Linked DNA regions of Mus musculus: all the other regions are linked to region 2. The links are chromatin loops, found by intact Hi-C in ENCODE. Cell type or tissue: gastrocnemius. All regions are shown on one strand.

Region 1 (8,000 bases), 160 kb after region 2:
TTTGCCTCTGGGAGCTGAGTCGTTGTCTGAGGCTGTAGGGGCTGAGAGCAAGCCAGCTTGCAACTGCTCTACCAATTAAGTTAGATGGTAGAAAGAGAGACAAAGACAGAGAGACAGAGACAGACAGAGAGAGAGACAGACAGACAGAGACACACACACACACACACACACACACACACACACACACACACACACAGAGAGAGAGACAGAGAGAGAGACAGAGAGAGAGAGAAAAAAAAAAACTCAAGCTAGTGTGAATCTGGATATAGCCTGGACGTAGCGCTGAGCAGCTGTCTGTAAGTGTGTCATTTGACTGATAGTTTGGGTGGAAATGAAGCTGTGCAGTATTGTCTTTTGTGATATTTTCCATGTTTTTTATTCTTTGGATTATAATGATAAATGATTCCCAGTTGTGTTACAGAAAGCTGCCTCTTTGTGTATTGTGTCTGAAAACTTAAACTGGTACCCTTTGATTTCATTGTATGCATCCACAGGGACTAGACCACAAATGGATTACATTTTATAATGTAACTTTAAATATTCATTTCAAGTTCCAGCCCTAACCCTTTGTCATGTGTACTTCTCAATAAATGAATCAAGCTTTAACACAAACAAACAACAAAAAACCTCTTTCCTCTTAGTCTGAATTGGTCACATGTGTTATTTATGTCGGTTTTGTATAACAGGAGTTACTACTGTACAGGGATGGCCAGGGCTTCTCCGAGGGTTATTAAAGCTATTTCAGTGTGGCTTCCTTTGTTAAAAGTTTGTAGGGGCCCAGTAAAGGAGATGCATAAATATGGTTTTCACTGCTTTGAAATTTATAATAAAATTTATTTGTGCAAATGTCCCCTCTGGATATAGCACTGAATAGCTGTTTGAAAGTATGTCATTTGACTGATGGTTTGGGTGGAAATGAAGCTGGTTAGCATTTTCTTTTCATACATTTTTCCATTCTTTTTATCCTTTGGATTGTAAAGGTAAATGACTCCCAGTTGAGTTACAGAAAGCTAGCTCTTTGTGTATTGTGTCTGAAGACTTAGACTGGTACCTTTTAAATACATCATTTCTTCCTTTTTCAAATGAAATGGACTTTTCTAGGTTTGGTAAGAATGGAGTTTCTGGCACTTGCATCTGCCATTGGATGGGACTATTGTTGAAAACACTTTAAATGCAGACCAGTTTGAAAGCCAGTTGAGTGTATGTTAGTGAAGGGTGATGTTGTAGCCTTCCATTCACACTGAGACACTTCTGAGAATATAGTTACTGTTGCTTGACATCAGGCACATACTGATACCACCTGGGGAAAACTAGACACATTATAGAGAAATCGTGGATACAGTCAAATCTCTTGAAAACAGTAGCAGCAGGATTGTTGCATTCTTCTTAGGAATCCCTTGTAAACTGTAAGAGCAAGATTGTTGCAGTCCTTGTTTCTCCACTGACATCCCTGTGCCAACCAGGCATATCTAAGGCTCTTTGACCCTGCAGTGAGCCTCTTTGTAGTGGACTGGCAGAGTGGGCCCCACTGCATGCCCTCGCCCTGAAGTAGGCATTTCTGTAGCAATTGCTTTGGCCAACTGTCGACTGACATACTGAATGCAGAGACAAAGCACATGAGTCCATGGAATCCTAAGCCTCTCCTGATTGACTGAGCACAACTCACCTACTGCCAGTCAAGAGGTAAAAGGGCGGGCTACATCAGTGAGAAAGAGCTTTGTCGTTTTCATGCTGTATTTCAAGTAGATGTGAGGCACTGTAAGGATTTCCAACCCTACTCACACTCTGAGCAAGTGAACTAGTTTGAAATCTCTTTTATAGTTAGATTACACTGATGTGTAGAACAAAGCGGTGTGTGGTGGTGGTGTGTACAGGGAGTGTTGAAATTGAGGAAATAGAAGATTGCCAAGCCAGCCTGTTGCTTTTGCAGTCTCTGTAAGAGTACAGAAGTAACCTCTGGCAGAAACAAGAATAAGAGACCAGACAAAGAATAAAGTAAAATGCTTGAGTTGACATAAGGGGAGTGTGGGCATTAACTGTACAGTGGTACCTACAGTCTACAGAATGTGAGAGCTGGCTTGACCTTTTCTCCAAGGGCCACTGTGCCCATCTTCCCAGATGCCACCCTCGTCCAGCTCTCAGTGAGGGCAAAGAAGCTCAGACTCAGCAAACAGAATTGGACTCTTAGTCCTGCCTTGGTTTCCTGAACAGCTGTATTAAGGATTTATCTAATGTTCCCTTCCACATGCAACACATCACAGCACTACCTTAGTGTTTATGTGGCTCATGTTAACTTGCTTCCTGCCTTATTTTTTATTACCGTTTGTTTTGTTTTGTTTTTGAGGCGGGCTTCTCTGTGTAGCCCTTCCTGTCCAGGGATTGCTCTGTAGCCCAGGCTAGCCTTAAACTCATAGAAATCCACCTGCCTCTGCCTCCCTCGTGCTGGGATTTCAGGTATGCCCCTCCCCCAGCTCAGCTTTCCTTACTTTTAAACAGATTTTTTTGGATACCTTTTAGCTCTAGAAAAATAATATGGTTGCTTACAGGTGGTACTTTGTGAAACTTGTACTGCGTTACATATGATTTATTGAAAACTCTGGTATTCCCTAATCAAACATTACACATGAAAAGTGAACTCAGGTCTGGAGTGTGCACAGCCCAGCTTATGAGTGTCATATGGTCCCTTCTGCTGGGCACTGAGCTCTGGCTTACAAGGTCCTTAAACAAGACAGGAGTCTGGACTCCCACGCATCTTCTTTTGGCAAGGCTAGACATGGTTAGTCTATGTTGTGAATATTTATCAATCCCTTTTAAAAAGTTTTAAGTACACGGAAGACCCTCATGAGATGAAAGACCCTTTCCTCGGTCTTAAACACAGTACTGGGAAGCCCGAGCGTCCTGTCCCACCAATCACATGTTTGAAAGTTACTTTTTCTGATTTAAAGTATAAAGGTGATTTTTAAAGAAGTCTTAGTTAACACTGTGAATAAAAAATGCAGGCCTTAAAGAAAGATCTCCTTCTGAGAGGACATTTCCACCGGAGGAGGAGGCAGAGACTCACGCTGAGCTGGAGGAGCAGGCCCCTGAGGGGGCAGGTAAGTGTCACTGAACACTCTGCAGGGCTGCTTGGTCTGCAGGTATCTTTTCAGTTACCACTCATGTCTCACCCCATTGTTCACATCATTTATAAAACGAGCTGCCGTTTGTTCTCTTCTGGGATTATAATAAATACTCTTGTAGTGAAGATGTGTCTAGGGTTATTTTAATAAAAATTCCAAGGCACAGGTTATTGTTGTCCGTTGCCCATGACCATGCAGTTGGGAACGACAGAAGCCAAATGCGTCCTGACTTTAACTCCAGCACTCTTGCCTTATTATATCCAAAGTAGGAACAGGCGCAGACTGTACACAGCCTGTTTGCTGTCTGCCCCATGCACGATTCCACCAGGAATGAAGAGCTAAGCATCCCCTGTCCTCTTCCCATCTGTGCCCAAAGCAATAGCCTCTGTTGACGTCCTTGTTTTAGGTAAGCACTTCCTGCCAGAAGACACCAGAGACAGAAAGAAATGCTTCCGTAGATCAGTTCATATTCTTTCCACAAAGGGACTTTGACTCATAGATTGGGTATGCTGACGTATTTTAACAAATTGGCACATAAAAATATAATCTATCACCATTATTTTCTGATTGTGGCATAGTAATTTATAGAATATTAGCTTCTGTACTTTGTCGCAATAATTAAGAAAATTGGTTTCACTGCGCCACCTATTGGAAGTGCTGGATATGACACTTTATTGGAAACAATACATGGCCCCAAGTTGTGCTGGTGAATACTATTTGATTTTCTTTGCTTCATTCCTTTAAGGAATAGTATATTAGTCTGAGTTTTATTATGTGTTTATTTCTGAATTTCAGGAGAACTTACTGTATCCCTCCTATGACTGTGGAATTAGTGTAAGCCTCCAGAATCCACAATACTTTTTAAAAAGTTTTTTTTAAATATTTGAATTTAACACATAATATTTTACTTTTTAGCAAATAAATTTGTAGTTAAAAAATCAGTTCTTGAGCAAGTATTGGGTCTTAGATGTGCCACATGCCATATTCTTCCCTTTGGTTATTAGAATCATTCATATTCTTTGCAAATGATCGCTTACTCCAGTGAACTGTTAGCCTCCATTCTTTTTAACCTCTTGGCAATGTCCCTTCCAGGTTACATTCTGCTCTCTCAGCTGTTCTCTTGTTGACACGTCAGTTCTTCTTTTCCTTCTCTGCCTTCCTTCGTTTGTTTGACTATCACAGCTACTTATTATCTCTCATAAAATGCAGTAAAATGAAGCCCTCGGTGCCCTCCTAACACCACCTCCCCCGACTTCGCCTCTTCACTGTCGTGACCACACTTGACAGAACGCACTGTGCAGCGTTGCCTTTTTTTACTTTATTTTCTGTTCATTCTTTAACATGTTGTAGCCCAGCTTCTGGCTCTGTCCCATCTTCGAGGGAGAAAAAAGTCATGGATAGAGTCAGAAATGAAGTGGCAGGGAGTGCTTACCTAGTTCAAAACAGGCACTGGTAACAGATGAGTCTGGAAAAGTGTGGAGGACCTCATTTGTAGTTCTCAATCCATGGTGGCATCAGAGTCAGTAAGGAGCCAAGTGTAGGAGCAGAGCATCCCCACGACTTGGCTAGAGACCTTCATGTATCTCATAGGAGCAGAGCATCCCCATGCTTTGGCTAGAGACCTTCCTGTATCCCATAGGAGCAGAGCATCCCCAGGCCTTAGCTAGAAACCTTCCAATGATGCCCTGGATGCTTTCTCAGCATTAGTGAAATGGCCCGGTGAGGAGGCTGGCACAAACACTGGGAGACTGAAGGAAGAGCAGAGATTACGGACCTGTATATAATTACATCAGGGCATCAACATGAATGACTAGCGAAGCAGATATAGAAAATCTTTATGCTTTCGGAAGGTTTTAGTAAGTGACTAGCATAGAGTGTTAAACCCTCCCCCTGTCTCAACTTTGAATTTGTTCGGTCTGTCACGGGAGAGCTGTGCTTTGTAGCTACCACCATTGGCATTATCCTGTACGAGCCACTGGTGCTGCCAGGATTAAGTCCAGCACTGTCACCCACCAGCCTGCAAGTGTTGTTGTAGAAACAGCTTGCTGTGTAATGTTGGGGTGTATCTTATAATCAGGTAAGTGCTACGGTGCTGTGGCAATGTCATCATTAGTGGCCACTTTATAAGTCATTATTGTGTGAGTCTGGGGATCTGGCTTTCAGACACATTGTTGAGAGCTGCAAATGAGGTCCTCCACACTTCTCCAGACTTGTTCTGAAGCTGGTACAGAGTTCGTTATCATCACGTAAGCTTCATTTTTGTGTGGCCCGGCCCTACTCACTAGGATTCTCGCGCTTCCAAGAGTGACCTATTCCAGTCAGGAGGTCAGAGGTGGTCACATTGTTTAGTGTGTATTAAATTTGGTCTTTTTCAGTACCCCTGTTTATGAAAAGTTTGCTTCTAACATGAATGGAAATTTTATTAGTTAAAAGTTGACAGCATTTTCTCTATGACTATTTCTTTTTTTAAAAAAAGATTTATTTATTTTATGTATGTGAGTACACTGTAGTTGTCTTTAGACACACCAGAAGAGGACGTCAGACCTCATTACAGATGGTTGTGAGCTACCATGTGGTTGCTGGGAATTAAACTCAGGACCTCTGGAAGAGCAGCCAGTGCTCTTAACCTCTGAGCCATCTCTCCAGCCCCTCTATGACTATTTCTTAAAGGAAAACCTTACGCCTAAATTAGTTTCTTTAAAAGTCTTTTGGAAAGTTTCTTAATGTTTAAACCTACTGAACAAATAAGGCGAATTTTAAGTATTACGTTTCCTGATGTAGGGGAGTGAATAGCATGTGAACAGGAAAATACAGAGCCTCTCAGACAAATGTAGTCATTGCAGTATGTGTGTCCATGCCATATTTAAGTGTTGGAATTTCCTATTAACACTTCAGCATTGTTTGTTTGTTTGTTTGTTTGTTTATTTATGATTTGTAATTATTTTAGACATCCAGAATGTTGAAGATGAAGTAAAGGAACAAATTCAGTCCCTTCTTCAGGAATCAGTACACACAGACCATGGTATGAATTCAGTTCTGTTTTACACAAGTTTCTAAAATAGCTGGGTTTCTATAACTACATTCCAAGCAACTATAGCCTATTACTTCTAGGGGGAACACTGGGTATACTTTTCAAAATCCCCCCTCACTGTGACGGAGTTTTATGGACACTTTTAATTTAAATATCATATAAATAAATGTACATAAAAAAGTCCTGGATTTTATCAGGAATAAATGGAGAGTCAGAGTGGAGTGACCAACACAGGCCAGCGGCTTCTGGCTGCTTGTCTTAGAGTGGTCCTCTATCTTTGGGAGCCATCATGTATGCCTGTGTGCATCAGAGAGACCGAATTTAAAGTCAGCATGGCTCATGAAAGTCAGTTCTACAAGGATGGGGGTGCAGAAGAGTGGAAAGTCCAGCAGGTTCTTGTCGCACTGGCTCAGGGGCTAAGGCACACGTGATGAACAGCTAACCAGAGGAAAGAATCCATCCTCAAGCCAAGTTCCCTGCCTCACTGTCTTGGTTCTGTGTTATGTCCTTAGAGAGATTTTCTGCATAGATGGTTACACAGGTGGCCTGTGGCTTCAGACATCATTTAAGTGTTGTTACTCCTGTACATGTCACCAGTGACTCTTTAGAAGTTTTAATATACCCAGTTACAGCTCCATTTGGGGATGCTGTGGGTGACTCGGACTGCAGCTGTGCCTAGCACAGGCTTTCCTTCCCATGCTGTCTCTCAGCTCCTCGTTAGCCCTGCCCCATGCCAGTTGCTCTCACTTGAGCTTTTTATACGCTCGCTCGTTAATGACTTTGCCAGGTCTGTAGTGGCTCAAGGTTAAACTCCATGCGCTTTCTATGGTTTCTTTGCTCTTCTAGCTGCAAGTCCTGTCCAAGTTGCTCTTACATTCTGACTCTTGTTTCCAAACTGTGTCTGTTACTGCTTGTCATGGCCCTGCAGTGGCATTTGTCTAGGTGTGTTTCTCTTTTCTCTTCTCTATGCTGTGTCGGCTGTGGCTTTATTGGTTAGGCGTTTTCACACAGTCTCTCATAATAATTTCATCTTATCTGACCAGGGGCCTTTGCATCTGCTGTGTCATCTGCTTGGGTGTTTCTCATTCCTACCTCATCTTCACACCTCATCAGCTGAGCTTGGCCTCCTTGGGCTCCTTGTCACACAGCTTATTGCTGTACTGCATCTGCCATGTAGTAGCAGTGTGGCTTGAGCACAGTCGCTCCTGTTTTAGAGTTGTGTAGCAGCACTGGGGAAATGCAGTAGCACAGAGGGCTGGCAGTGCCTAGTGGAGTGAGTCCAGGATGTGATTTCTTTTCCTCACACGTGGCTGACACTGTCAACAGTAGGCTCAAAGCCACTGGACAGTGCTTTCATGGTTTCTCTCCAGGGAACAGTGACACGTCTATTGAACAGCAGTGCTGACAGGTAGTGATGAGCTTTTCTAGATGGGGTGAGGGGAGAAGGGAAGAGCGCTGCACTCAGTAGAGTCCCACCGTTCCCAGCAGTTGCACTTGGTGGGCAGTTTGCTGAGCAGCAGATCTGAAAGGAGGAGAGACTCCAGAGCAGCTGGTGATGAGAGATGGGAAGCAGACCCTGTGCCTCCTCCTGCAGCTCTCTGAGAACCCTTGCAATCTGCAAAAACAAAAACACTACTGAACCCTGCCCTATCGCTGAACCCCGCCCTCATCTCTATCATATACTGCGGCTGTAATGTGTTCTGTTAGAAGTACAATAACAAAATGAGCACCATTTTCCTCAACATGAAGATTTTATAGCTATCTCAAATCAACCTCTCTCGCTCTCTCGCTCTCTCGCTCTCTTTCCTTCCCTTCTTCCCTCCCTCACTTTCTGTCTTCCTTCCTTTTTT
Region 2 (8,000 bases):
CAGCTTCTCTTCCTACTTCTAGCTTCTACTTAGGGCAAGGGCTAAACTCCTATCCTCATGGCGCTGACCTCATCTCGCTCCACCCCACCTCATCCAATCACATGCTCCAGGCACGAGCTCAGGTCGGTCAACGATAGGCTGACAGGTCCGGTTCACAAGGACCAGTCCAGCCAGGCAGGCAGCCCACGCATGCAGCCTCACCGCGCATTCTCGGGCAAGGCAGTAAACATCTTGGCCCATGCGGCCGCACCTCCTTCCCACAAACATGCAAATGATAAACTATTATAATGAGGAGCCCTAACATTTACTGATGCTTCCATTCAGTTAGACCACTAACTGAAGTTCATGGCAACTAGAAAGCTCTAACGAAGTTCACAAATCGCACAGATGTTAGAGCAAGTGTTCAGGACTTTAGCCTCTTCTCAAAAGAACACAAACTTAACAATAAAATAGTTTAATTTAAAATCTGATACACACAAAACAAAGTAAAATATCTTTTTGGAACTCTAAGAATTCTTTAAAAAGTATTGCATTCAGGAAGGACAGGGAGAATAAGAGGACAACAGAAAACACAGATACTCATAGTTTGCTGTTTATTGAATTCTGCGGGACCATGATACCATTTTCAAAAACCATCCCGCCACTTGCTTGACACTGCAACTGTAATTACCACACTGTCAGCTGTTACAATGCACTTACACTACACGTATCTACAATGCAACCATAGGCATATAGCTGGTATTCTTATAAACTCCAGAAGCAGTATCTCTTTGTCTATAATGTAGATAAATTATTTTACCCATAATGTCATGAGAGAAGATGGTGAGCTCAAAATTGAAAGTGCCTATTATTCACAAGTACACTCCCTATCACCCAGGGCCCTAACCCTCTCTGTCCTTACCTCCCCTTCTACATCAGAATTCAAATGAGATGGGGAGGAAGGTGACTTAGGGCATTTCTGTAGTTTGTAGTTGCAGAAATCAATTTTCTTTTCAAAGTGGGTGGAGCTATGAGCTTTAAGCTTAGGAGGCGGGCTTCACCTATTCTCCAAAACTTTTAGTCTACATAATCTCACTTGAGCATCATTTTAAAAATATATTTATTTCTTCTGGAAAAAGTTTTTTTAACCATCAATTAATCATTAAATATTAATAGATTATTAAAAAAAAAGCCAATTTCTTCTCCCAAACAGCTAACTGCTCATCAAAGGAAAAGAACCTGTACAAGAAGCAGAAATACTCCACGCTAAAACTCTTAATGTGCCCTGCCCCTCAGCACTTGCACAGTGTGGGAGAGCTGGCCCCAGGGAACGAGTGCGCTTTCCAGCTGCCTCAGGCAGGAGAAGTGGTGCCACCCCCTCACCTAGGCAAAGCAGGAGAGCTGCTGGCTGGATGAACAATTCAGCTACCATTCAGGTCCAGATCCAGGGCTTTTAATGGGCCCGCCCCAATATCTGCCCCATCTATGAACTGCTTGAGCACATGGAGGGGTGGGTCCTGCAGATCCAAGGCTGCAGACACAGGGCAACAACAGGATATGCATGATGAGCCCTGGTGACGATCCAGTATTGATACTGTAGAAAAAGCCAGAAACCTCCAACCAAATCAATGACATTTGGAAGAAAAATTGATTAGGCAAAAGGGTATACTATGTGACACACCACAGCTTCTACAGAGATATTTTTTGTTTGTTTGTTTTCTTTGGGGAGGAAGTTTGCAAGGGCAGAGGGAAGATATAGAAGGATGGGAGATGAGTGGGATTGGAGTGCATGATGTGAAATTCATAAAGAATCAATGAGAAGTTAAAAAAAAAACTAGCTATGATGACATGTAATGTCTTTTTTCCTTTTTAATTGGATATTTTCTTTATTTATATTTTAAAAGTTATCCCTGTTCCTGGTTTCCCCTCTGAAAAACACCCTCCCCCTATTTCCTACTCCCCCTCCTGCTCATCAACCCACCCACTCCCACTTCCTGGCCCAGGCATTCCCCCACACTGGGGCATCGAGCCTTCCCAGGACCAAGGGCCTCTCCTCCCACTGATGCCCGACTAGGCCATCCTCTGCTACATATGCAGCTGGAGCATGTACTCTTTGGTTGGTGGTTTAGTCCCTGGGAGCTCTGGGGGTACTGTTTGTTTCATATTGTTGTTCCTCCTAGGGATCTGCAGACCCCTCAGCTCCTTGGGTCCTTTTTCTGGCTCCTTCATTGGGACCCTATGCTCAGTCCAATGGATGGCTGTGAGCATCCACTTCTGTATTTGTCAGGCACTGATGAAGCCATATATTATAATAAGTAAATAAAAGTTTGGCTACTTAGATCAATCTTCAAAAACCAAACAAACAAAGTTTAAAAAAAAAAACCCTCAATGTAACAGAGCATGCTTGAAATTTCAGCACTCAGGAAGCTAACTCAGTAAGAGTGTGAATTCCAGGTCTTATCTAAACAAACAAAGAAACACTTAATAATAATAATAGTAATAGTAATAAAATGGGGGCTGGAAGATAGCTCAGCCCTAACGTTCATGTCTGGCATGCAAAATACCGTATGCAAAACCAAAACAAATAAAAACACCTCACAAGCCTGGAGAACAAGGATGAGCCTGAGAGATGGGTAAACCTAAAGCGGCCAAGGACGTTGGACAGAACATGATGTTAACAAAACAGATGTGGTACAGGAAAGAAAGTAGCCCAAGCCTCATCTTTCCTTTTACATTGAGACATTGAGATGGGTAGGGAATTGCAAGTGTGATTGACTGCCAGAGAATATTATACACTTGTTTTCATTCTCTCTCTCTCTCTCTCTCTCTCTCTCTCTCTCTGAGATGGTGTCACTGGCCTGGAACTTGCGAAGTAAGTTAGGTTAACTGACCAGTGCACTCAAGGGATCCACCTATCTCTACCTCTCCAAAACAAGAATTAAAAGCACGGAATAGGACTTCAGCCTGCCTCCCCTCCCCCATCTCTCCCTCCCTCCCTCCTTACTTCCCTCCCTCCCTCCCTCCCTCCCTCCCTTCCTTCCTTCCTTCCTTCCTTCCTTCCTTCCTCCCTTTTAGTTTTCTGAGGCAAGCTCTCAGTTAGCTCCCTCTGACTTCTTACTCCCCAGTACAGATTACTACATGGCTTCCTCCAACCTTAGAAATGATCATGTATAAAACTGTTTCCATTGGAGAATTAAATTAGTAAAGGACTGGTGGTGGAACTCAGCTGGTATAGTGCCCGCCTAGCCCTGGGTTCCACCCTCAGCACCACATCAAATGGGCGCGGCGGCAGGACACATCTGCAGCTCCAGCATCCTTAGGGTTGCGGATAAGCATCAGGAACTCAAGGCCATCCTTTATACACAGGTGAGAGTATAAAACCAGCTTGGGCTACACGACCCCAGACTCAAAGATTCGAATATGAAAGGGTTAAAAAAAATCTAAAAACAAACGTGTAGGAGGTAAACTGTAAACATAGTTCGCAGTGATTATGATAACGACTAATATTTACTTAACACTTATAATGTGCTGGGCACTATCGTTCTATTAGCTCCTTCCACATTAGCTGGTCTAAAAGCTTGCTGTGGAAAAGGAAGTAGGTTTGTGGAAGGGAGCCAATCTGTGAAAATCAGGCCTCTATTACAGAATACACACACGGAAGCAGAATGCCTTAAATTTAGTGAGGTTCCTTAAAAATTTGTCAAGTAGATGAAATTAATGAGTTCACAATTTCTTGGAATTGTGAGAAGGGTAACCATACTGTTTTAAAAGGTTATTCCTATTTATACCGCTAGGGGGCATAGTTTAAAAACAAAACAAAACAAAACAGGTTGGGGAATACTACTTGCAGTGAATGCTGTTTTAAGTGTTCTGGCATTCTAGTCCATGACAGATTTTTTTTTTTTTCTAGTGCATACGATAAACAAAAATCTTTCCCACTGCAGCTCCCGCGCATGCTTCATATTCACCAAGGTTAACCTGAAACCTCACTATAAACCCAACTTATCTACCTCCAATCCTGGCAGAAGCTGGAGGAACAGCCCGAGGGCTCGCATGCTAATTGCTCTGATCGCCACCAGCGCTGAAAAGAAATACCAGGGGTAGGATGTACGTAGCTGAGTTCAAGTGCCCCAGAGGTCAGATCGCACAGGTCCACTCCCCTACCTCCTCACCGCCCCAGGCTGTGCAAGGGCGGAGGGGAAGGAGGCCAAACCGCTGTCCTGCCAACGACCCGCTCCTTCCGGCAGAGGTCTCCGTTTCAAACTTCACTCTGGCTGGGCCGGGCACAAACCTTGGTGTGGGCCTGGGCCGCCAGGAATCTTACGCGCCAGATTCAGCTACAGCAGAAGGCGAGCAAGTTGCTGGGGAAATTAAAACCGCCAAAGAGGACTCGGTCACCTAGCAGCAGGCCTGCCCACCTCGTTGGCCTGAGAGTAATGTCCAGACTCTGCGCAGGTCCCTTGAGGATACCCGCGCACGCGCCGCTCACACAGCCCGGGAAGTCACTGTTAAAACCTCTGCGCACTGGACTGAGCCTTTTGCGCGACCGGTTCCAAGAAACACTTTTCGTGACTCGATGGGAAAAAGAGCAAGAAGTTGGGAGACGGAGCAGGGTGTTATTCGGGGTTCTGTTACAAGAAGGAAGTTTTAAGGTACTAATGGAGCCATTGCTCAGAGATAGGTTGCGTAGTAAAAAGATTTTCCATTTGGAAGAAAGGGGTTCTGGGATGGCAGAGGATCGTTACGTCAAATGGTGCAACATTTTAATACAATCTACAGACATTTTCTGCATTCTTTAAATTATCCCTAGATTACTTTTAATGCTGGATATAAGGGAAACACTACACAAATAGTTGTTATGCTGCATTATTTTTGGAAATAACAAAGAAAGACTGTACATACATACACTCCTCAGAAATCTGTGAGGGATCAAATCTGTAGATATGGAATCTTCAAGTTCAGGAAAGTGGCTTCCCTTTCTCCACCTAAGGAGCTACATAAAACCGTATTAGTGGTGTTAGGTCAGATACCCTTTAAAAATATCGCATGCCTATGGTCCTAACATTCAGTACGCTGACGCGGAAGGATCCATGCTGGAGCCGTTCAGGTAGTGAGTCTGACAGCATCCCGGGTTACTCAGCAAGACCTCACCTAAAACAAAACAAATATATATGAGAGCAAGTACCTAGACTGTACACTTTCAAAGTCTCAACCACTGCAGGTGAAGTATGAAGACAGAAAAATATGGACAGAAAACGGGTAAACTGATATGTTTTCTGCTGAGTTTGACCATGACTCAGCAGTGTCTCTACCCTGCTGTCTTTCAGTCTTGAGACCCAGTATAACAGAACTGTCTCCTTATGAATTCAAAGTTCCTAATGAATGATTCACAATTTGAATTCAAAATTCAAAATAAATATTACTTAACAGCGTCTTCACAGATTAATCACACACACACACACACTGTGTGTGTGTGTGTGTGTGTGTGTGTGTGTGTGTGTGTGTGTGTGTGTGATTCTAGGAAAAGAGTCAGGCTCTGGAGATTCCCCCCAGACAGAAACTGAGGACCAGGTAACCAGCCAGGTGGCAGAACATAGAATAAAATAAATGAGTAATTAAGGTAAGAGCTAGTTGGAGAATAGAGCCAAAGCTATTGACCTCAAAATTTATTCATATATAGAAATCTCAGAGTCACTTTTTCGGGGGAATTTATGTGCCGGCAGGAAAGAAGCAGTTTCAGATAGCCATGGTTAAACTTGACGGATCAAAAAAAACATAACAAATGACACAGATGTGGGGACAGGATTTGTCGAGGGTGATTCACAAGAGTGGGAGGAAAAGACTGGGTAGTGAAAGCAATCAGAATGTTTTATACATAGTATGAAATGCTCAAAAACAAATGTAATAGAAGTTATAAAAGCTGCTTTGAGAGATAATTGAAATAGTTCTAATAAATCTGTCCAGACACCATGTAGAAACACATACATTTAAGTTCGTTTACTTATTAGTGTGATTGTATTTAAAAGTCTGCCATGATCAATGAAGGAAAATATTAAGAACAATCATTTCTGAAAGCAGAGCATCTTTTTCAGATCATGGGATGTAGTGGATTCTAGCACCTCTGTGCTTCCCTGTCAACTAAGACTTCTCCTCCTTAGCCCTGAGGGCTTCTGGAGTTCAGCCCACTCTCCTCATCCAGCGTCCAGACCCCCACCAATTTACTATGCTCCTGCAGTAGTGTTCTAGAAAAAAACTTTCACCATTTGCTAACAGATTATCTTTGCTGGTGGCATTTATTAGCTCACCCTAATACAGATATTGATTCTGAAGTGAGTTGCAGGTAATCTGATTCCAAGAAAGGAAGAGAAATTGAACTATCTAAAATAAAAATAAAGTACAAGATAGTGAAAGGACATCATAAAGTAGATATAGAAACTAATTGAAATATTAATCTATGGCTACCTGTATTGTCTTGTTTCTCTAGAGTGACAAAACTTAAGATATATATATATATATATATATATATATATATATATATATATGTATGTATATGTGTGTGTATGTATATTATACACATATATGATTTGTGATTTATGAAAATGACTTACAGGATGTGGTCCAACTAATCCAAGAGTGGATGGCTGGATGGCTATGAATTGAAAGTCCAAGAATCCAGTAGTTGCTCAGTCCTTAAGGCTGGATGTCTCCGCTGGTTTTCAGTATACACTGCAATCCTGAAGAAGTAGGCTCTAATGCCAGTGAAGGAATGGGCTTACCAAAAGACCAGAGCAAGCAGACAAAGAGCAAAAACTTCCTTCTCCCATGTTCTTATACAGGCTTCCAGAAAAAGGCATGGGCTGGATTAGGTATAGATTAAATATCTGGGTTAAAAGTATATCTTCCTATCTCAAAGATCTGGATTAGAAGTAGATCTTCTGTACTGGCTGGTTTTGGGTCAACTTGACACAGCTGGAGTTATCACAGAGAAAGGAGCTTCAGTTGAGGAAATGCCTCCATGAGATCCAACTGTAAGGCATTTTCTCAATTAGTGATCAAGGGGGAAAGGCCCCTTGTGGGTGGGGCCATCTCTGGGCTGGTAGTCTTGGGTTCTGTAAGAGAGCAGGCTGAGCAAGCCAGGGGAGGCAAGCCAGTAAAGAACATCCCTCCATGGCCTCTGCATCAGCTCCTGCTTCCTGACCTGCTTGAGTTCCAGTCCTGACTTCCTTTGGTGATGAACAGCAGTATGGAAGTGTAAGCTGAATAAACCCTTTCCTCCCCAATTTGCTTCTTGGTCAGGATGTTTGTGCAGGAATAGAAACCCTGACTAAGACATCTTCCCACTTCAAAATAGTCAGGAATCCCTCACAGGTGTGCCCTCTATTTTGTGGATTTAGTTACTCCCCACTGTAGTCACATTGACAACCAAGAATAGCCATCACAATTCCACCCCTTACAACTTGACACACAATCATGTATCCCTATATCATCACTAATTTCCAAGTGAAAACAATAAACAAACCATAATAATACCTAAACATATTATTACTATCACATACAATCACAAATATATTATATATTTGACAAGGTCATAATTATACCTAACATGATATAACTATCCCTCATACAACTACAAATGTATTATAAATTTAGACTAGGCAACACTGTCCTTTGGGGAATATATTTTTAGTGTCTCAAACTTAAATATGATATTATTGATATTGTCTTAATTGATATTATATCACATGGTAAAGAAATTGAAGAAAGAAGACACAAATATCTTTATAAGCATTCTTAACAAAATAGGAAAGAAACATTCATGTCAATTATAGAGCTTTTTTCTACAGCTTATCATGTGGCCTTAGCTAATATTTACACTGCCTTCCTCTTCTACCCTTTGTGTATGTTCTCCATCCTTGGCAAGAACTTTAGCATGTCTAAGCTCTTTTCCTGAAAGATGACCAAATGACCATACCTTCATTCATGACAGGTCTGTGCCTTTTGTCATCCTGCCTGGATTAGGC
Region 3 (8,000 bases), 640 kb after region 2:
TCTCTTGGTGTCAATGTCTCAGTGAGATCACTTTACTGAATCAAAGGGAGAGACCAAGGAGGAAAGGAGAGGAAAAGGAGGGGCTAATGGAGAATGGGGCTCACACTATGCAGGACCCAAAGGGGGCAGATGCTTTGGGTCCATTTTATGTCAGATGCATCTGTACCCACCTGGAACAGGTATTATTGTTAGTCCCATCTGGATGAGTTCAAATGAACTCAAACCGAGCACAAGTCTGGATTGTTTCCCTCAGTAACACAGAGGGCAGCACCTGGCTCAACAGATAATGATCTCATTCTGCCACTAGCCCCTTCATATGAATATTATAACAGAAATATTCTTGAGCTGTTTTGACTCAAAGGGGGAAAAAAAAAACAGGGTGAATATTTCGTAAATACAGGTTGGGCTGCTAGATGAGTTGCAAACATTTGCTTCGACTGTATCTATCCAGCAAAATGCATCGCTTCTCACAGGGTCATGTAACACGCAGCTGCCTGCCCAAATCGCCCAGCTATAGGCATGACTATTACACAAGAGGGCTTTCATTTACACAGGCCCAGGAGCGATCGGATAGAGGAAAGAATCAATACCGTCTGTAGAGAAATAAATCGCACTGGAAACGGGGAAGCAGGGGCTGTTTGTGTGGCAGCCAGGAATCCTCTACCAAAGACGCCATGATTTAATCTGCTGAAGAGCTTCCGGGGAAGGCTGGGGCCCACCCTTCCCTGCAGCTCTGCTTGGAGACCCTCTCAGGTTCCTGCAAAGCGCCCTTTTGACAGCCTGAGCTCAGAGTGGACTTCGCTGCCACCAAAGCCACTAGGTGAAAATCACAAAACAAAAACAAAAACAAAAACAAAAACAAAAACAAAAACAAAAACAAAACCCTGCTCGGCATCACTGCTGGTGCTTCTGAAAGCAGTATGAAAGAGATTCCTGCGACCAGCGAGCTTGCCCGCAGCCCTCACTTCACCACCTTCAGCTCCTTTCATTATTCTGTGAGCTGACTTGCCTTCTGCCTGGCCACACACAGCCTTGCTGGAGATGTGCCTGCTTCCTCGGTATTGCTATCCAGGACAATTGCATCCTTGGCCTGCGTCACAGGTCCCAGATCCCAGCCCCTCGGCCCTGAAGGCTCAGCCTTGGCCTGCCCTGCACCCCTGCCCCTGATGACGGCGCCCCCACGTGTGATTCTTGAGGATTTGGTGGTAAATGAGTTCACTGTCTCCTGCATTTTCACAAAATCCTTCTGAAGCTGGAAGAATGTGTCATCGACTGATAAAAATGCTAAATGACAACTCATTTTCATTTTGCAGAACAGAATTGTTTAATATTTCATTTCTATCACCTGCTCATTTTAGGGCAGCCCACACATGACAGGAAGGGCTCCCCGGAGAATTGCTTAAAAGGTTAAAGCTTCCGACAAGCAGCCATCCTGAGGCTCTGCTTCCCGGCGGTCGCGCGCCCAAGTCCGCCTTCGTTGATGTCTCAATGCTGCCCTCTGCTGGCGAGTGGAGCACCGGCATAGCCTGGAAATGAGACACTGAGAAGCCACAGGAGCCCAGCGGGGCTGTGAGAAGCGTGGAACACATGAAGTTTTCTACCTCCTCCAAGGGCATCCCGACCTCTTCTGAGGGTCTTTCAACTGCTCTTTCGCCAGCATGGATTCCTCTGCCAATTTTCAAGTTGTCTGCACACCAATAATGGCGAGAAGCCATGTGTCCAAAGGCTTTCCTCCCTGAAGGACTGATGGATGTTGAAGATGCCTGACAAGGTCAAATGAGGTCAAGTTGAAAAGAGCGACAGTGCATAGGGTGGACAGGTCGGATCTGAGGATAAAATACAAACGTATGCCACCAGCCACAAGCCCCATAAAATCCTCACAATGGGAACCCAATCCCTCTACTCAGCTAGCCCAACCCACATCACTCCAGCAGTCTTTCTTTTCCAGGTTTCAATTATCTGTCCTCACCCACGTTCTGAAAATGTTACGTGGAAAGTTCCATACATAAGTAAGTTGTACGTTTTGTATTGAATGCTATTCTAAGTGGGGCAATGACACTTCACAGTATCCAGTCCCTTCCTATCTGGAATGAGAATCGAACCTTTGTTCTCTGTATCCACACTATATAGGCTACCTTCCCGTTACTCACGTGACCCTCAGCTCGCTTATTGAGGTATCACAAAGTTTGTGCTCAGTAAACCAAATTTACTTGTACAACAACCCCTTCGAGCAAGACAGGCAATGCTAGGAATTTAGGCGTGCCAAAGACAAGTTGGAAAGTGCTTTTGATAAATGGGAAGGTGCTATAATAATAAGCTTAATAAGAAAAGAACAAAACGTCTAGTAACATTGTTAAGATCTACACTTTCAGAAAGACATTTAGAAAACAAGAGAAAATGACTATTAACGTTTGTTGTAATTTTCTGTCTTACTGCTCTCGTTAACCTTTTCCTGAACCTTGTTGTAGGTTAATTTATAGATTTAACTTACTAATTTATAAGTTAAATTTTGACCTAGGTGTGTATATGTAGAAATATATTAAATATACCTAAGGATATATGTATCAGTAGGATGAATAGTTTCAGGCTTCCTCTGAGGGTCTTAGAATGTGCCCTTCATGATTAAAGGGTATACTATCTTCTCTCTGCCTCCACTGGAGCTGGCCTGGGGGAAGGTCTCAGCAACCCTCCCTCTCCATTCCATGTCCAATCATAGCCACATCTGGTAGCTGCCAGGCATCCCAGCCTTCAGTCCTGGCTTTCTCAGGCCCATCCTCCACATTATGGCAAAGAGATCTGCGTTGAACAAGTGAACTAACAGGCTGTTCTTATTATGACATTGAAGAAAGCCTTATACGTTCAACTAAACCCGGCTATTCAGTGAGTGCTTTTAAGGATTCCTCATAAACTGATTAAAATTACCAGGTGTCAACGGAGTATGGTGGTACACGTCTGTAATCCCAGAGCTTGGGTAGTAGAGGCCTGAAACTACTCAAGGTTGACACAATTTCATAGCAACTTAGAGGCCAGCCTGGGCTAGTTGTAGACCTGTCTAACAAAGAAGAAGACGGCAATTACAAGTGAAAATTTTGCCTCTGAGTTATATGAGGTCAGCCTCACCGTAAACACTCTCCAAACTCTACAAACCAGGTATTTTTCTGTTCTCGTGCCTTGTTTTGTTTTGTTTCATTTTGCTTCTGTAAGGTTTCAAGTTGTAGCCCTGGCTGTCCTGGAACCTAGTCTGTATTTCAGGCTGGCCTTGAACTCATGAAGATCTATCTATATCTGCATCCCAATGGCTGGGATTAAAGACTTGAGCCACCACACTCTTGATCTCTGTTGCTGTGATAAAGCACCAAGACCAAAAAAACTGATGAAAGAAAGGATTTATTTTGGCTTATATAGTTCCAGAGGGATATGAGTTCTTCATGGTGGAGAGGCATGGCTGCAAGTGGCTAGCATTCTGGATAGATGACATTTTCAACCATGAGCACAGACCAGAGAAAGCAAACTGTAAGTGGGGCAAGGCTATAAATACTTACCACCCGCCCCCAATGACATACTTCCTCCAGCAAGGCTACAACTCCCTAAATAGCATTGTCTACTGGGAACCAAGTGTTCAAAAATCCCAGGCTGCAGGGGAAATTCCCATTCAAAACAACAGGCCAGATTATGGTTTTCTGAGTTTCAAAAAATATGCCTGGGTCTGACTTGCTGCTGTTGGTAACGCTGCCTTGCATGGAGCTGGCCCTCTCTTGCCTCACATATTAGTTTGTCTTTCAGGACTCAGACTTTCCCCCAAGCATCTTCTCTACTAGTCCCACTGATTTAGACGTCTATTCTGCATGTCCCAAATACCCCTTTCTTCGTTATAACTCTACGGAGCTGCTTAATAGTCTGTTTATGTGTCCATCTGCTCTCCTCCTCTGAGCTGCTTGCATGTCAGCACCATCTGATTCACCTTCATAGCTCCTGGAACTAGCACGGAACATGAGTCATACTTGAGTAATCCCTACATCTTCATCACTAGAGTAAATAAAGGCAGGGGGAGACGTCTCATTGCAGGAAGTCTCAGATGTGCCTACTAGCCCCGGCCGTCTGCTTCCACCTGCCAGCTAAAGCTTGCTGGGCTCCACTGGGAGTTGGAAGGGGCAAAGCAATTAAACTTGGAAGTCTCTGGCCTGTCAGGTTCACCTAGAGCATCAGACTTTAATTAGATGGCAAGGTAGCACTGAGCTTAGCCCTGAAAAGGGAGGCTATCATTGGAGGAGAGGGGGAAAGCAATTCCAGAGGCTCGGGAACGTGGCAGAGATCCAGGCTGACAGGTCGGCAACACTGAAGACCCAGGAGGGCCACATCAGTGCACTGGGCACACAACGAAAGGATATTGCCGAAGTTAATAGACAGCTCAGGAAAAGGAAAACTTAACTGTGGATTTTGTGTGCTAACGTCTTACATTCTGCTTCAGACTCATTTTGTTGCTAGGACAGAATAGGACAGAGTGGGTAATTGATAAACAGGAAAAAATCATTTCTTGAAGTTATAGAAGCTAGAATTCCAATGTAAATGTGCCAGCATTTGGCAAGGGGCTGTCTTGCTTCCAACGTGGTAGAGGAACTCACAACACCAAAGAGCGCAATAGTGCTCACTGGAAGATCTTCCCAGCTGACACGGTCCAGCACAGGATCCTTCCTTTTGTCCCCCACCCCCACCCCCGCCCCAAGGCCGCACACCTAAAGGCTATCCACATGTGAATTTAGGATGTGAGTTTCCAACAGTGGATCTTTGGAAGGCAAGGTCCAGCTAGCATGTATCCCTTCTAAGGCCTCGGGACGAAGTAGAAAGACAGGCAGCGTCTAAGTGTGGACACAGCGAGAGGCTCAGATGAATCTCATCCTGTGTCTGAGGCCCCGCCCCTGAGAACACACCCACACCCAAGACTCAAACTCAGCCTCTGATGTCCCTGCTCTCCCTTCTTGTGTTTCTTCACTAGAAAGCTTCCTCTGCTGTGAAAAGAGATCCAAAGACAGCAGGGGTGGGGTGTGGCTACTGATGGACAAAGGACCTTGCACTTCCTCACTGGGGGGTCCTGGTGGATCATCCCATCTCTCAAACATGGTGCATTAATACTGAGACCCTCCTAGAATCCAGATCCCTTAGAGCTTCCAGCCTCACCGGGTCATAGTCAGAACTGGGAGACACAATTAAAGAGCTTTGTTCCCAGCCTACACAGAAGGCCCACCCTTGCCACCTTCTGCGGGCACAAGGGGGATGAGCCTCATTGCTCTGTCCCACCGTGCCATAGTAGTGATTAGGGAGACCTGACAGACGATTTAACTTTTCTAAGACAAAAGAGGGGGGAGTGTGTCTTAACCTATGTCACCGGGTCATGTTCTTGCAATTTCAGGTGAAGCAAGCACGGGAAGCTATGAGTGTTTCCAGTTTTCAATAGAGAGATTACATCTCAAAATCCCTAGATTCCACGAGCATCCAATAAAACCTGTTAATAGTGCCTTTTATTGATAGTATTAATACTTCCTTTATCTGGAGATAGTCAGAAATGGCAGCCTAGAGCCGTGGTTCTCAAGCTTTGGAGCATAGCACAGCACAAAGGGGCCCCGATAAAACCGCAGACTGCTGGGCCTCATGACAAGACTTCTCCTTTCAGAGCAGTTCCCAAGCAATGCTGAAGCTGCCGGTCCAGGGCTCTAAAGCTTCAAAGCCACTTTTTGCCTTCTCTTCACAGATGTCACAACTAGCCACGAGAGCCTGTTATAGCCCTTCAAGTTATCACAGACCCGTGGCCGGAACTTCAAGCCTGCCTTCATCAGCGAGACTGTCCACTGAGGTGGTTTCCAAACCAACCTTGCAAATTGTAAGGTCCGTATCACCAATTTTTCTGATCCATTCTCTAGCACTACTGTGGGTCTAGCAGAGATTGTTCTTTGCCCTGCTGCCTTTGAGGTTTCCAGCTGCTCAGCAGGGCAGCAAAGTCCCCCATGATGTCGCCATCCTTGGCTGACCAAGTCTTACAGCTCCATCCTCACAGTCTATGTCTAGCTGTAAGGAGCTGTGGTCGCTCTCACTATGCATGGATGGTTAGTGCCCGAACCTCCACAAACACCGACTCTGTAGGTGCTCCAAGCCCTCATGTAAAACTGTATAGTGTTCTCAAATGACCTGCACACACCCTCCCACGGGCTTTCAATCACCTACAAGCTATTTATAATACGGTTTAATACAGTGTGAATGCATTCCAACTGTCGCACTGTGCTGAATAAGGAGGGGAAAGTCTCCATGTATTCAGTATAGATGTATGTGTTAAAATATTTTTTGTCCTAATGGTTGCATCCAGGTGTGTGGAACCTGTGTGTGTGTGAAGGTACCATGACATTCACCACTTCAAGACGAGTATTATTCTGCCATATCCTTTATTATCTACACCGTGGCTTCCTCCTGAACTTTGGCAGATAATTGCCTATGTGGCTAATTTATGATCATTCTTCAAGACCCTGTGGAAAGGCCTGTGGATACAGCTCAGTGGGAGGACTCTTTTCTAGCATTCATGAGGCCCTAGGTTCAATTGCTGGCACCATAAAAATAGAATACTATGGGGACATGTCCCTGGTCCTAGCTCCTCTGCAATGATTCCATTCTTTGTAAACATAAGCGCATGCATGTATGTGTGCGTGTGCGTGTATGTGTGTGTGTGTGTGTTGCATTTATCTAATTTATATATTATAACTCAGTGTTTGACTCCACTGAAATGGTTTTCCCTCCTTTCTGCCTTCCCAGTAGGCTGGGAGACTCTTGAGGACGATGTATGGTATTTGTCCCAGGGTTATCAAAGCTTTCAAAAATGCTTCTCTGACGAGTGTTGATGATGGAAGCTGTGAACTCAGAGAAGTGCCCTCAGTAGGGTTAGGGGAGAACTCTGGTTCTTGCACACCTCAGACACTGTCACACAATGTCCTCTATCCAGATCCCTGCTGTTTAGCACCATGAAGAGAAGAGACAACTATTGGCCAGGTTTGCAGATAAGGGAAGGCTCTCCCTGTGGGGCCTTCCTCATCAAAGGCTCCATATCATGCCTGGTTACAGCAAAGCAGCAGGCTGATGCCTGGGTGCTGTCAGACAGATGAAACCAAGCACCCAGTGTCACCTTACACGGAGACATGCTGTGTGCATGCTAACCCATCCCTTTGGTATTGTTTACTCATGAACTTGGCCACAGGGTGCCAGTAGGGACACCAGAGCCCCCATCACTCACCAGCTAAATCAGCCCACACCCTGTTCTAAGGGCATCTGAGGTTCTGCAGGACTCAACAGCTTTGGGCTTCAGGGCAGCAATGACTCAGTCACACAAGGCTCATCACTCACCGATCCCAAGAGAAAGACTGATTCCCTGAAGAAAACAGAAAAGAAAGAGAAAAAAAAAAAAAAAAACCCTGAACTCCAAGACACAGATGGGCAAATGCCACAGGAGCTGAAATATATGGCTGAAGAGGGGCCATTAGACAGAGTTCCTCTTCCAATTTTGTGAAATTTTGTGATTGCATCTTGGGGGCAGGTACTAACAACCCTGAAGGACCATTCTGCGCCCTATATCTTCTCTGGTTTCCTGGTAACACACTCTAGTGACTATTGGCAGTGTTCCCTCTCCCACACTGAATCTCCTTCCTTTTTAAACTAGCCCTCCAAGAAAAGGAATATTACCTAAGATTGGACCAGTTCAGGGTTTTCATGTCTTGATTTTGGTAATTCAAAAAAAATTGCAATAAATCTTTCTATTATTTAAGGGATCCCAGCAATGGTCCTAAGGGTGAGTTCCTTTGGTCAAGTCTGCCCTGCTCTTTCTCTTTTGGCAAATGCACTGGATCTCCATGAGTGGCCAGATCACTTATTATCTAGGATAAGCTGACAAGGTAACTAGGACCTCGTCACTGTGGCACACTCTTGACCCACTCACTTCCCCAGGTAGCCTGTAGCATGCTAGAGGA

Evidence for each region. Peaks named below come from ENCODE experiments on the same cell type or tissue, not always from the same donor. Only the 100,000 strongest peaks of a DNase experiment are listed, where the experiment ranks them.
Region 1: it touches region 2 in a loop (9-fold over the local background); 34 of 42 quality-filtered maps call a loop at or near these places.
Region 3: a loop joins it to region 2, with 12 times the contacts of the local background. A loop is called at or near these places in 17 of 42 quality-filtered maps.

The regions. Positions count from the first base shown.
Region 1 is chr4:9,605,938-9,613,937 of GRCm38, reverse strand. Asph (aspartate-beta-hydroxylase) reads left to right here. Exons shown (of 24, transcript NM_023066.3): 4 at 3,000-3,095; 5 at 6,067-6,141. Among named protein-coding and RNA genes, the nearest start is that of Asph, 59 kb to the left of the region's middle. In gastrocnemius, a CTCF peak has its summit at 3,771 (motif pointing left); a DNase peak (open chromatin) is centred at 3,764; H3K4me3 peaks cover 252 bases.
Region 2 is chr4:9,767,092-9,775,091 of GRCm38, reverse strand. It overlaps 4930412C18Rik (RIKEN cDNA 4930412C18 gene), which reads right to left and starts at 4,507. Exons shown (of 4, transcript NR_030693.1): 1 at 4,398-4,507. In gastrocnemius, a CTCF peak has its summit at 3,749 (motif pointing right); DNase peaks (open chromatin) are centred at 4,268 and 4,386; H3K4me3 peaks cover 1,556 bases; H3K27ac peaks cover 1,353 bases.
Region 3 is chr4:9,129,473-9,137,472 of GRCm38, reverse strand. It overlaps Gm50597 (a long non-coding RNA gene), which reads right to left. Exons shown (of 2, transcript XR_001784233.1): 2 at 1,300-1,763. It overlaps Gm34288 (a long non-coding RNA gene), which reads left to right. Exons shown (of 4, transcript XR_881105.2): 2 at 1,949-2,009; 3 at 5,747-5,880. Among named protein-coding and RNA genes, the nearest start is that of Gm34288, 9.2 kb to the left of the region's middle. In gastrocnemius, no CTCF peak of the experiment used is centred here; DNase peaks (open chromatin) are centred at 1,078, 1,490, 4,150, 4,254 and 1 more place; H3K4me3 peaks cover 1,001 bases; H3K27ac peaks cover 2,747 bases.